Regions from separate parts of the Homo sapiens genome. Here region 2 is linked to region 1. A link is a contact called in ENCODE Hi-C or POLR2A ChIA-PET data. All regions are on one chromosome and are shown on one strand. The core of a region is the stretch at or near the end of the contact, and the rest is flanking DNA. Distances in the headings are between cores, read along the strand shown.

Region 1 (5,476 bases), core at 11-2,510:
GTCCAGGCCTGAAGACACTGGTAGTTATCCATGGTAGTGGGAATTCTAAGTTGTCCTCCAAAATTTTACCTCATAGAGTGCATGCCTCATTCTGTAGACTTCTCTTGATTTGGGATGAGACCTATGACTATGACATATGTCACTTCAGGAATTATGCTACCTTATATGGCAATGGCCAAGGCATTTCTGGATGTAATTAAGATCTCTAGTAAGTTGGCTTTGAATTAATGAAAGGGACTTTATCTTGATTAGGTTAGAACTAGTCAGGTGGTCCTTTTAAAGAGGGCTAGGTCTTTGCAACAAATAGTGCTGGAACAACTGGATATCCAAAGAATGAAGTTGGACCCCTTCCTCACACCATACACAGAGATAAACACAAAGTGGATTTTAGACCTAAATGCAATGGCTAAAACTATAAAACGCTTAGGAAACATACAGTAAACATCATGAACTTGGGGCAGGCAATAATTTCTTAGATACAACATCAAAAGCAAAGTAGCAAAAGACCAAAAAAGATAAATTGTACTTCACCAAAATTAAAATTGTAATGATTCTAAGGATATAATCTAGAAAGTGAAAAGTCAACCAATTAAATTGGGAAAATATTTGCAAATCATATATCTAGCAAGAAATGTATTCATAATATATTTTTAAAAAACCTGTGGAAACTCAGGAATTGAAATAACAATAACTCAATTTTAAAAATGAATAAAGGATTTGAATAGATATTTTCCCAAAGAAGGTATACAAGTGGCTAATAAGCACATAAAAAGATACCTTCAAATCATTAGTCATTAGGGACATGCACATCAAAACCACAATGAGATACTACACACCCAATAGGATGGTTGTAGTAATAAAAAAAAACAGATAATAACAAGTGTTGAAAAGGTTGAGGAGTAATAGAAATCTTCATACATTGCTGGTGAGAATGGAAAATCGTGTGGCTGCTTTGGAAAGTAGTTTAGCAGTCCCTCAAATTGTTCAACATAGAGTTATCATATAATCTAGCAATTTCACTTCTAGGTATAAAACCAAGTGAAATACAAGCATATGTGCACACAAAAACTTCTGCATGAATGTTTATAGTAGCATTATTCACAATAATCCCCAAATAAAAATAATCTAAATGTCTATCAACATTGATAGATAAATAAAATGTGGTATATCCATAAAAATATTACTCAGCTATAAAAGAGTATAAAGTACAAATACATGATACAACATTATATCTTGAAAACATTTGCTAAGTCACAAAAGACTTAGTGACTCATGATTATGAATCAGTCACTAAGTCTTTTGTGAATGTGAATGATTCCACTAATATAACTAAACAGGAAAAAATTTATAGAGATAAAAACGATTACTGGTTGCCTAGGGCTAGGGGCAGTGGTGGAATTGAAAGTAACTGCTTGGCCAAGTGCGGTGGCTTATGTCTGTAATCCCAGCACTTTGGGAGGCCGAAACAGGCAGATCACCTGAGGTCAGGATATCAAGACCAGCCTGGCCAGTATGGTGAAACCTGGTCTCTACTAAAAATACAAAAATTAGCTAGCTGGACACAGTGGTGTGTGCCTGTAGTCTCAGGTACTCGGGAGGCTGAGGCTGGAGAATCACTTGAATGCAGGAGGCAGAGGTTACAGTGAGTCGGGACCATGCCACTGCACTCCAGACTGGGTGACAGAGCGAGACACCATCTCAAAAAAAAAAAAAAGTAACTTCTAATGGGCACAGGGTTTCTTTCTGGGATGACAAAAGCATCCTAAAGTTAGAAAGCAATGATGGTTGCACAATTCTGCTAAAAACTATTGAATTTCATACCTTAAATGAGCAAGTTATATTTCAATAAAGCTGTCCTTTTATTTATTTATTTATTTATTTTTACTTTTTAGACAGAGTCTCGTTCTGTCACCAGGCTGGAGTGCAGTGGCGTGGTCTCAGCTCACTGCAATCTCCGCCTCCTGGGTTCAAGTGATTCTCCTGCCTCAGCCTCCCAAGTAGCTGGGACTACAAGTGCCCACCAACATGCCTGGCTAATTTTTGTATTTTTAGTAGCGATGGGGTTTCACCATGCTGGCCAGGATGGTCTCGATCTCTTGACCTCGTGATCTGCCCACCTTGGCCTCCCAAAGTGCTGGGATTACAGGCATGAGCCATCGTGGCTGGCCAGCTGTTCTTTTTTTTTTAAACAAAGAGAAAAGCTTATGTCTTTCCTGAGCTCAGAGACATTCCCCTGTTTGTCTCAAAGAAAGCAGTTGCCTTGAGTTCTATAACTGCCAGAAATGAATTCTGCCAACAACCCAAGTGAGCTTGAAAAAGAATCTTAAGACTCCGTTGAGATCGTAACCATGGTTGACACCTTGATCAGGCCTTGTGAGATCCTGAGCAGAAGATCCAGCTAAACCATGCCCAGGCTTTTGACCTACAGAAACTGTGAGATAATAAATGGGCATTGTTTTATGCCACCAAGTTTGTGGTAATTTGTTACATGGTAATGGAAAACTAGTACATTTCTTCTTTTAGTGTCTTGGAACACTTGCTTTTGAAACTCAGCTGCCATGATGTGAGAAGCCCAAGTCACATGGACAAGCTACCTAAGCTCGCAGCTAAGAGCCAGCATCGTCTGCCAGCCATGAGAGTGAGCCACTGTGGCCACTCAGTCCAACTTTGACTGCAGGTGCCTTAGAGACCCCAAGCAAGAACCACTAAGCTGTGCTCAGCTAATTCACAGAAATATGAGAGATAATAAATTTAAGTTTTAGGGTGGTTAGTTATATGACTATAGATAACATGCTTAGATAAAGTAGATAAAATAGATAACATAGATAAAAATGCTTATTTTATTCATTAAAAAGGGTCTTTTAAATTCTCTTAGTCTTATAAGTGAAACACTGCTTTCAGTTTTCTTCATTTTGCTCCTGGAATCCTTCTGACTGTATTGAAGGTTGACAGGTGACTTCTCTTAGGACGAGCTGAAAGACATGGCTAATTTTTGTGCATCTTCAATTAAAAATTAAACACTTAGTAGAGTGAAGTTGTTGTAATTGCTGCTGTATTTAAGAAAAACAATAATAAGGGCCACACTGAGAATGTTACAATTAATTAAAGAATGCATTGTCATTATTACGTAAGTATAGATAGAGATTTGTGTTTAGAAAGAAAAAAAATCCAATGCAGATACATTGAATCCAAATTAAAAATGTATAATAAATATCGTAAAAAGACCACTCATAACCGTGATGTTATATGAAGAAATGGCCATAATAAATAAATTCCTTATGCTGTTATACTTTAGATTGACTAGCATTTCCATACTAAAGAAAACTATTCGGTGGTAACATTTTTGGTGCTTGTACCTACTTGTATTATTCACTGTGGCTAAAGCCAATTTGTTCACAAATATGATAATTATCTAATTCTGGATAGGAAAACTCTTCTTATCTCTGGAATAAAGTTTCTAATTGCAGCAAAAATAATTTTCAAATATTTTTGGGCAAAAAGTCAGTGCATGAGCTTCAAATATACTTTGTTCTGTTAAAATTGGAATCGAGAGTTTGAGAGCTACAGCCTCATAAGGAAGTAATCGCATTAGTCACCCTCCTGGCACTACATGGGTATTAATCTTTTCCTTTCATCAGCCTCTCTGGCTCTTGCACAATTTTACAAGGTCCCCCACAAAGCCCAATTAATATTGTTTCTCTCTTTAAAACTCATGAATGTGCAATTAATAATAAATGATCTTGGGAGAATAAAAGAAGCAAGTTCGGAATTTCTAAATCATCTTGACAGGCAGCTGTATTCCATAGGCTATTTCAAGGAGTAACTACCTACCTGTTATGTCCTTATTATAGCCAAACTGGCTTGAATAGTTATTACCCAGAATAAGTGGTTGTCTTACAAATAAACTTTATGAATATATTTGGGACTTAAAAAATCATCTTGAATGTTTGATAATCTTTTCATTTGATGTGTATTAAAAGTCATTTAATTAAAGGGCCATCTTTGAACATACAAAGGATGTTCTAGCCCCACATCCCTTCACATCACCCTGTTTAATTCTGGTATTTTCTCCATTATTTTCTTTCTTTTTAATGAGTCACTCTTTCTTTTTAGAGCAAAAGTCCTGTGTAAGCAATGACCTTGTTCATCATGGTCCTGTGGACTCTCCGGCACCTATAACAGTGCCTGGCCAACAGTGGAAGCTCAGTAACTGTTACCTGAGGGAGCCACTGTCTAGCTTGCCGTTCAATAATAATAAAAACAATAAAAAATGTTCAGTTGGTCTTCATTAGTGGCAATCTAACATGGTTAACATCAAATGCAAAATCTAACTAGATAGTTCCTCTAGTTGAGGGAATGTATTTGGTTGGCCCCTCTAAGCCACATGAGATTTGGTTAGGATCATTGATTTCCTTTGCTGAAGTCAACTGGTCAGCAGAGTTGCAGCAGATTACAAACCAAAGTTCCAGGTTGACCTATCCATTGAATTCAAATAAAGTACCCCATCAAGACCACAAGCTGGGAGAGTATTCTCAGGTATCAAAATTCGGGCATGTAAAATGTTACTTTCTTTAGTATCTTTAAGACTGAACTCAGTTTCTGTCTTGAACCCAATCTTTTACAACTGTTACTAAATTTTATTCCACTTTGAAGTGGGAATTGGAGGAGGAGGAACCACATATAAAAACTTCCTGTGGCTGGGGGTGATGGCTCACGCCTGTAATCCCAGCACTTTGGGAGGCCAAAGCAGGCGGATCACAAGGTTAGGAGTTCGAAACAAGCCTGACCAACATGGTGAAACCCCGTCTCTACTAAAAATACAAAAATTAGCCGGGCATGGTGGCATGCGCCTATAATCCCAGCTACTCAGGAGGTTGAGACAGGAAAATCGCTTGAACCTGGGAGGAGGAGGTTGCAGTGAGCCGAGATCATGCCACTGTACTCTAGCTTGGGCGAGAGAGCGAGACTGTCTCACAAAACAAAACAAAACAACACCTGTGTGGAAAGTATTATATAAATATAACTTGTGTTTTATAAGAAAGAGCATGGGATTTAGAGGCAGACAGACCTAAGAATCCATTTCAGTTGCAAAACTTTTTAAACTATATGACCTTGAGGAAGTTAATGAACACCTGCAACATTTATTTGTGAAATGAGGACAATATTACTTGCCTCCCATGATTCTGTTAGAGGATTAAATCAGATAACCCTATAAAAAATGGTTAGCTTATTATTTTGCATATAACAACACTCAATTATTATCACTATTATTGGTTTTATCATTTTTGATCAGTTGTGAGCAAGTGATTTCAATAAATACAAATTTATTTTCATTTAAGTCTTTCTTCATTATGCTTTCCCCCATCAAGTTGGAAATTCCCTTTTTGTCATCCTTTTAGGTTTATTCCTCATGCTTACTTTCCCTGAAGATGTTACTCATCCAAAACATAACTTAAAAAGACTTTATGAAAAGTTC
Region 2 (5,230 bases), core at 538-3,037, 35 kb after region 1:
GAACTGTCGATATTGGGAACCTTATCGGTCTCTAATTCCCTCTACATACTTACCTTTTCTTCCTTCACTCCTAATTTTTGCTTTTAAAAAACAACCGTTTATTTCCAACTGCAATATTAGGTTCAATCAAGTTTAACAAACACTTAGTAATCCCAAAGAAAAGTCAAGTTGCTTTTCTGGAAAGCATTTGGCATCATTTGTTTCTCTCAGCAATGGACATAAAAAATATATGTTGGTGGAGATACAGCAGGGTGGTGGAGAGTACATGGCTTTAAAATCAGACAGGGCCTGGTTCAGCCCTAGCTAGATTCAAATCTGTGGCCTTGAGCATGTCACTTATTTATTTTTCTAAACTTCTTTTTATTCAACTATTAAAAGAGGGAAGAGAGACATAATAGCCAAAGAGGGAAGAGAGACCTAATAGCCTAAAAGCGTTGTGAAAATGAAATAAACTAATATAGATAGGTGGCTTATGCCTGTAATCCCAGCACTTTGGGAGGCCTAGGCAGGCAGATCACCTGAGGTTGGGAGCTCGAGACCAGCCTGACCAACATGGAGAAACCCCGTCTCTACTAAAAATACAAAATTAGCCAGGCGTGGTGGGACATGCCTGTAATCCCAGCTACTTGGGAGGCTGAGGCAGGAGAATCACTTGAACCTGGGAGGTGGAGGTTGCAGTGAGCCAAGATCACACCATTGCACTCCAGCCTAGGCAACAAGAGCGAAACTCTGTCTCACACCAAAAAAAAAAAAAAAAAAAAAAAAAAAAAAAAGCAGAAAATACATAATGTGTTTGGCCCATATGGGGACATTTTAGCATCTCTTCCCTGTCTGTGGGGGGATCACAGGCTCTAGATTTCTTAGCATATCCTTGGACCATGGGTTTCAAGCTATTTTTTGTTTCCAGAGGCTGTATTGCCCTTAATGCATGCACACCTTGCTGCTTAACACACTATGTACCGGAGATGAAAGTGGAGCTGCCCTGGATTTGGCAGATTGCAGCTCTGACACGTCAGCCCCTCTGAGACCATTTGTAGCCATCTCTAAGCAACCTACAGGAAACTTGGAGGCTGCAATAAGTTGCGCCAGATGCCACCAACTTGCATGAAAGCAGAATCATGTGGTTTTAGAGCCAGAAGCCACTTTAGATGTCATCTAGACCAGTGGCTTTCAAATTTATTTGTGACACACATTAAGAAATTCTATATATTGTGTCCCAGTGCACACAAACTTATGTGTGCCTGTATGTACATAACTGAAGGAAATTTTAATGAAACAATTCTTACTTTTACTATAGGCAATATACTCTGCTATTTTCTATCGTAGTTCATTTTAAAATAATATTTGTCAGTGCCACTGAATTGATTTCATGACTGGTGATTTTAAAAGCAGTGATCTGCACTCCTCGGCCCATACTGAAAATAAAGACATTGAAATACAGAACTTTTCCTTTTCTGCCTCATGTTTCTATCTGGTCCCGAAACAAAATCTCTGTGGTTTACTTTTACTACTTACAAATGCATATAGTGCCTGAAGGCTTTTGGAGGTCAAATTAACATGTTCTTTATCCTGGGCTGATTTCTAACAAAATTCATGATGCCTAACAGAACAGAACACACTTTATGGGGCTCACACAGTCAGTCCAGCTCTTTAACCCAGATTTAATACTTCCTTTCTGATGTGTCACCAAGCGCTATGGGTGTTCCTTGACCTTGTAAATACTCCAATGATATAACATATCTGAATCATGTTTTCTTGAGGAAAACATTTGGCAACATCCTGAAAACAAGTTCGTACCCTCATTGTTCCTGTGACCACCTGGTTTGATAGCTGAAATAAGATGAATTGAGTAAAATGAATGTTGCTGCAGCTGCTGCCAGCATCACCATGCCAGCTACTGCTAATCCCTGGGCTTCTGCCTCTGCCCAGTGACTTGTCTGTTTCTGCCCCAGCTTGGTGTTCTCAACTTTCCTTTGAAAGTTGCCTTGTGCCAATTAAAAAAAAGTTTTTAACCCTTTTACCCCTAATTTTTGCTTTTAAAAACAACCTTTTATTTCCAACTGTAATATTAGGGTCAATCAAGTTTAACAAACCCATAGTAATCTCAAAGAAAATTCAAGTTGCTTTTCTGGAAAGCATTTGGCAACATTTGTTTCTCTCAGCAATGGGGATAAAGAATATGTGTTGGTGGAGATACAGCAGGGTTGTGGAGAGTACATAGCTTTAAAATCAGACAGGCCTGGTTCAAATCTGTGGCCTTTATTTGTACAATAAACATCAGTTTATTCTACAAATCCATGTGACTTTTGAATTCCACTCCATATACAGCTTGAAATTATTAGTCAAATGGTTTGCTTTTTTTTTTCCTTTTCTTGAATTATGCTTCATGGAACATATATCTTATGTTGTGAAGCATGAGAAATAGGCTGATCTGGGTTCAAATCCCACCTTTATCCTTGACCAGTTCTGTGGACCCGGCAAGGGACTTTATTTCTCAAAGCTTCAGTTTCCTTATAACCAAAGACTAATGATAAAGTAGTTGTGATTATTATATGGAATGGGGAATGTAAAATAGTCAGCATCTGTATGTAGCCAATAAATGTTGATCCTTCACTTGTCTTTTTCCTTTCTTTTAGTGAAGTTGCTAGAGTGAGAAGTGTGAAATGCTATCTGGTCACACTATAATTGTTTTTAATGAATCAGAATGTTAGGTGTTCTGTGCATAAATAGTAAAGTCTTTTGATAGTTTATACTTCACTAAACAGTACATGTAAGTGTGTACTGTTATAAACTGTGATTTCCAGTGACTTCCTTACATTAACATTAGATGGCAACAAAAACTGGCTAATGGGATGGAATTGACAGGCTCATCATTGGTGATAAAATGTCGATTTCAAAGCCACACATATTTTTTCTGGGTAATAATTATTAGGTCTAATAATCCCTAAGAATAGATATGCTTAATTATTCAGATTTAATAATTATTACCCATCAAAATTCCAACTGTGTTTCTGGCACTTACATCTCTACAAGGTGATAGCATGTCAATTCCATCCTGTTCAAGGTGAGTCATCACCTTGTTTTATATCTCACTGGTCTCTGGCTTATAGAGCCATTCAACTGCCTGCCTAGTCAAAAAAGACAATGTAGAGAGAAGGAAAATCATATCTATGTTGCCAGCTGGGTTAACCCATCCACAGTGACTTTTTGAAAAGTAAGTTTCCATGGAAGTAAAATCTTTGGTTCTTATAATGTCAATCACATTGATCTCTATTGTGCTTCTAAGGATAATAAATAATTCAGGGTCAAAGATAGAGTGAAAGGAAGAAGGCTTCTTTTGGCCGTGGTTATATACATTTTCTCTTGCCACTTCCAATGTCATAGAGGCCAGAGAACATGTTGTAGCCTGTGCTCACATGCATATCCCTATAGATGTTGCTCAGAAATTCCATCTTCTTCATTCTTTCCATCTTGTTTCTCAGAGGAAAGAACTTACATTTGAAAAGAGAAGCAAAGATTTTCAAGTCATTACAAGATTATCTTTTTTCCTTTAGTTTTCTATGGATTTCTTTTATGTTCTTTGCTATTGACTGTGTGTTGATTTGTGAGGATCAAATAATGTGAGTGTGAGGACCATTAATTAGTCAATATTGCAAATTCTTGTAAGATAAGAACAGATAATGAAGAAAAGCTAATTCCCTTTGATACCCATATGCAGTAAAGATCTTTGGTGGCTATAAAGTAGATCCCAGATTGTACACACTACAAACGCAGACATCCTGGAAGGCCAGTGGTGGTCTAAGCCCATGGAGCCTCAAGGAAAAGAATAATCTAGGAAGCTTTTTCCAAGAGCATGGCCAATGTGCAGAGAGTGAAATGAAGGAGTATTTTAAGTACATGGTGCTTAGGGATCGTGCTTATACCATCCTCAACTCCTGCCCTTTGCCCCGCAGATTTGTTCTGCAGCTTTAACCTGAGAAGGCTCTGGAAAATAAAAAGAAAGCCAGAGAAAATAAAAAGAAAAAATGAAGAATTTCTTAAGTCTCTGTTAAGACATTGAGAGCTCAAGCAGCTGCCAGAAGAGTGGAAGTCAGGGACATTTCTCATCTTCAGGGAGAGGACTGCTGCGTGTGCTAGAGAACAGGGAAACTGGAATGTGTGGATATCACACAAGGGAGGGGACAGCAGCCCAGGCTGTACACAACCATCGATGTAGCCATAGAGCCCCACCTTCATGTAAAGAGCAAGAAAGAAGAGCGTGGGAAGCAAAGAACTTTGTCTCTCTTGCTGGTGCTCATGGGAGCCAGGATCAGCATCCATATATGGTCATGCCAAACTAAAGATTGATGGCAAGACCTAGAGAGGAGGAGACAGTGGCAGGGGTGAGTTGTGGAGGGAAGGGCATAACCTATATCACTGGTAGAAATGTGAATTTCTTCCTGGTTACAGAAAACTATTCTGGAAATATCTGTTTAAAACAATACACATACCTATTGACCTAGCTATCTCCTCTGGGTCTTCATCACATTATAGAAATAAAAGCACTGGTATATAAGAATATTAGAAGTTTAGAGTAAAAAAAAGTTTAGAGTAAACTTAGAACTAAGAATTTTAGGAAAGTAGAAGAAAAATGTTTATTATAGCATTGTTTGTAATGACAAGAAACTGTTAAATATCGGAATACTTGTGATTAGAAGAATGGTTCAATAAACTGTGGTATATTTATATAATGAAATGTTATGGAGCTCTTAAAAAGAATGAGCTATATCTAGATTCATTGACTTGGAATTATCCCCACAGTGTACTGTTAGATGAGCAAAGGAAGACAGAGAAAAATATACAGTATGATCTCTTAAACAAAACCCTTAGAAAAGAGTCGATAAATGTACATCAGTGTATATGGGAAACTAAGAATATGGAAAAAGGTGAGAAGAAGATACATATGAGGCTATTTATTTTGGTTTCTTTGGTAGGGTTGGAAAAGGTAAAAGGTGAAAATAATTTTAAACTATTTTGCAAAATAAAACAAATATTAACAGAACATGTAATCTATTAAAATTTTTATGATACTACTCTATGTGTATGTTAGCAATTGATGCCTAACAAGCACATCAAAATTTAATGGCTTAAAAAATCCACTTAATATTTCTCACAAGCCTGTGGGTGGGTTTGGTGGTTCTGCTTGTCTGGATAGGGCTCAGCTAATCTCAGGTGGGCTCAAATAAAATGA

Evidence for each region. Hi-C counts contacts between places; a loop is a spot of excess contacts on that map. ChIA-PET counts read pairs that join two places held with the same protein, here RNA polymerase II (POLR2A).
Region 2: a loop to region 1 is called in a map of PC-3, with 6 times the contacts of the local background. The contact joins two enhancer-like sites. A Hi-C loop is called at or near these places in 1 of 168 maps with a recorded cell type or tissue (PC-3). POLR2A ChIA-PET finds 5 or more read pairs at or near these places in 1 of 52 experiments (MCF 10A).

What each region holds. Positions count from the first base shown.
Region 1 is chr6:19,411,680-19,417,155 of GRCh38, reverse strand. No RefSeq gene overlaps it. Among named protein-coding and RNA genes, the nearest start is that of LNC-LBCS, 390 kb to the left of the region's middle. Within about 2 kb of position 1,260, at least 4 of the 41 ENCODE cell types and tissues checked have a DNase peak (open chromatin) inside an H3K27ac peak, as active enhancers do; they include PC-3, where a contact is called at or near this core.
Region 2 is chr6:19,377,013-19,382,242 of GRCh38, reverse strand. No RefSeq gene overlaps it. Among named protein-coding and RNA genes, the nearest start is that of LNC-LBCS, 430 kb to the left of the region's middle. Within about 2 kb of position 1,787, at least 2 of the 41 ENCODE cell types and tissues checked have a DNase peak (open chromatin) inside an H3K27ac peak, as active enhancers do; they include PC-3, where a contact is called at or near this core.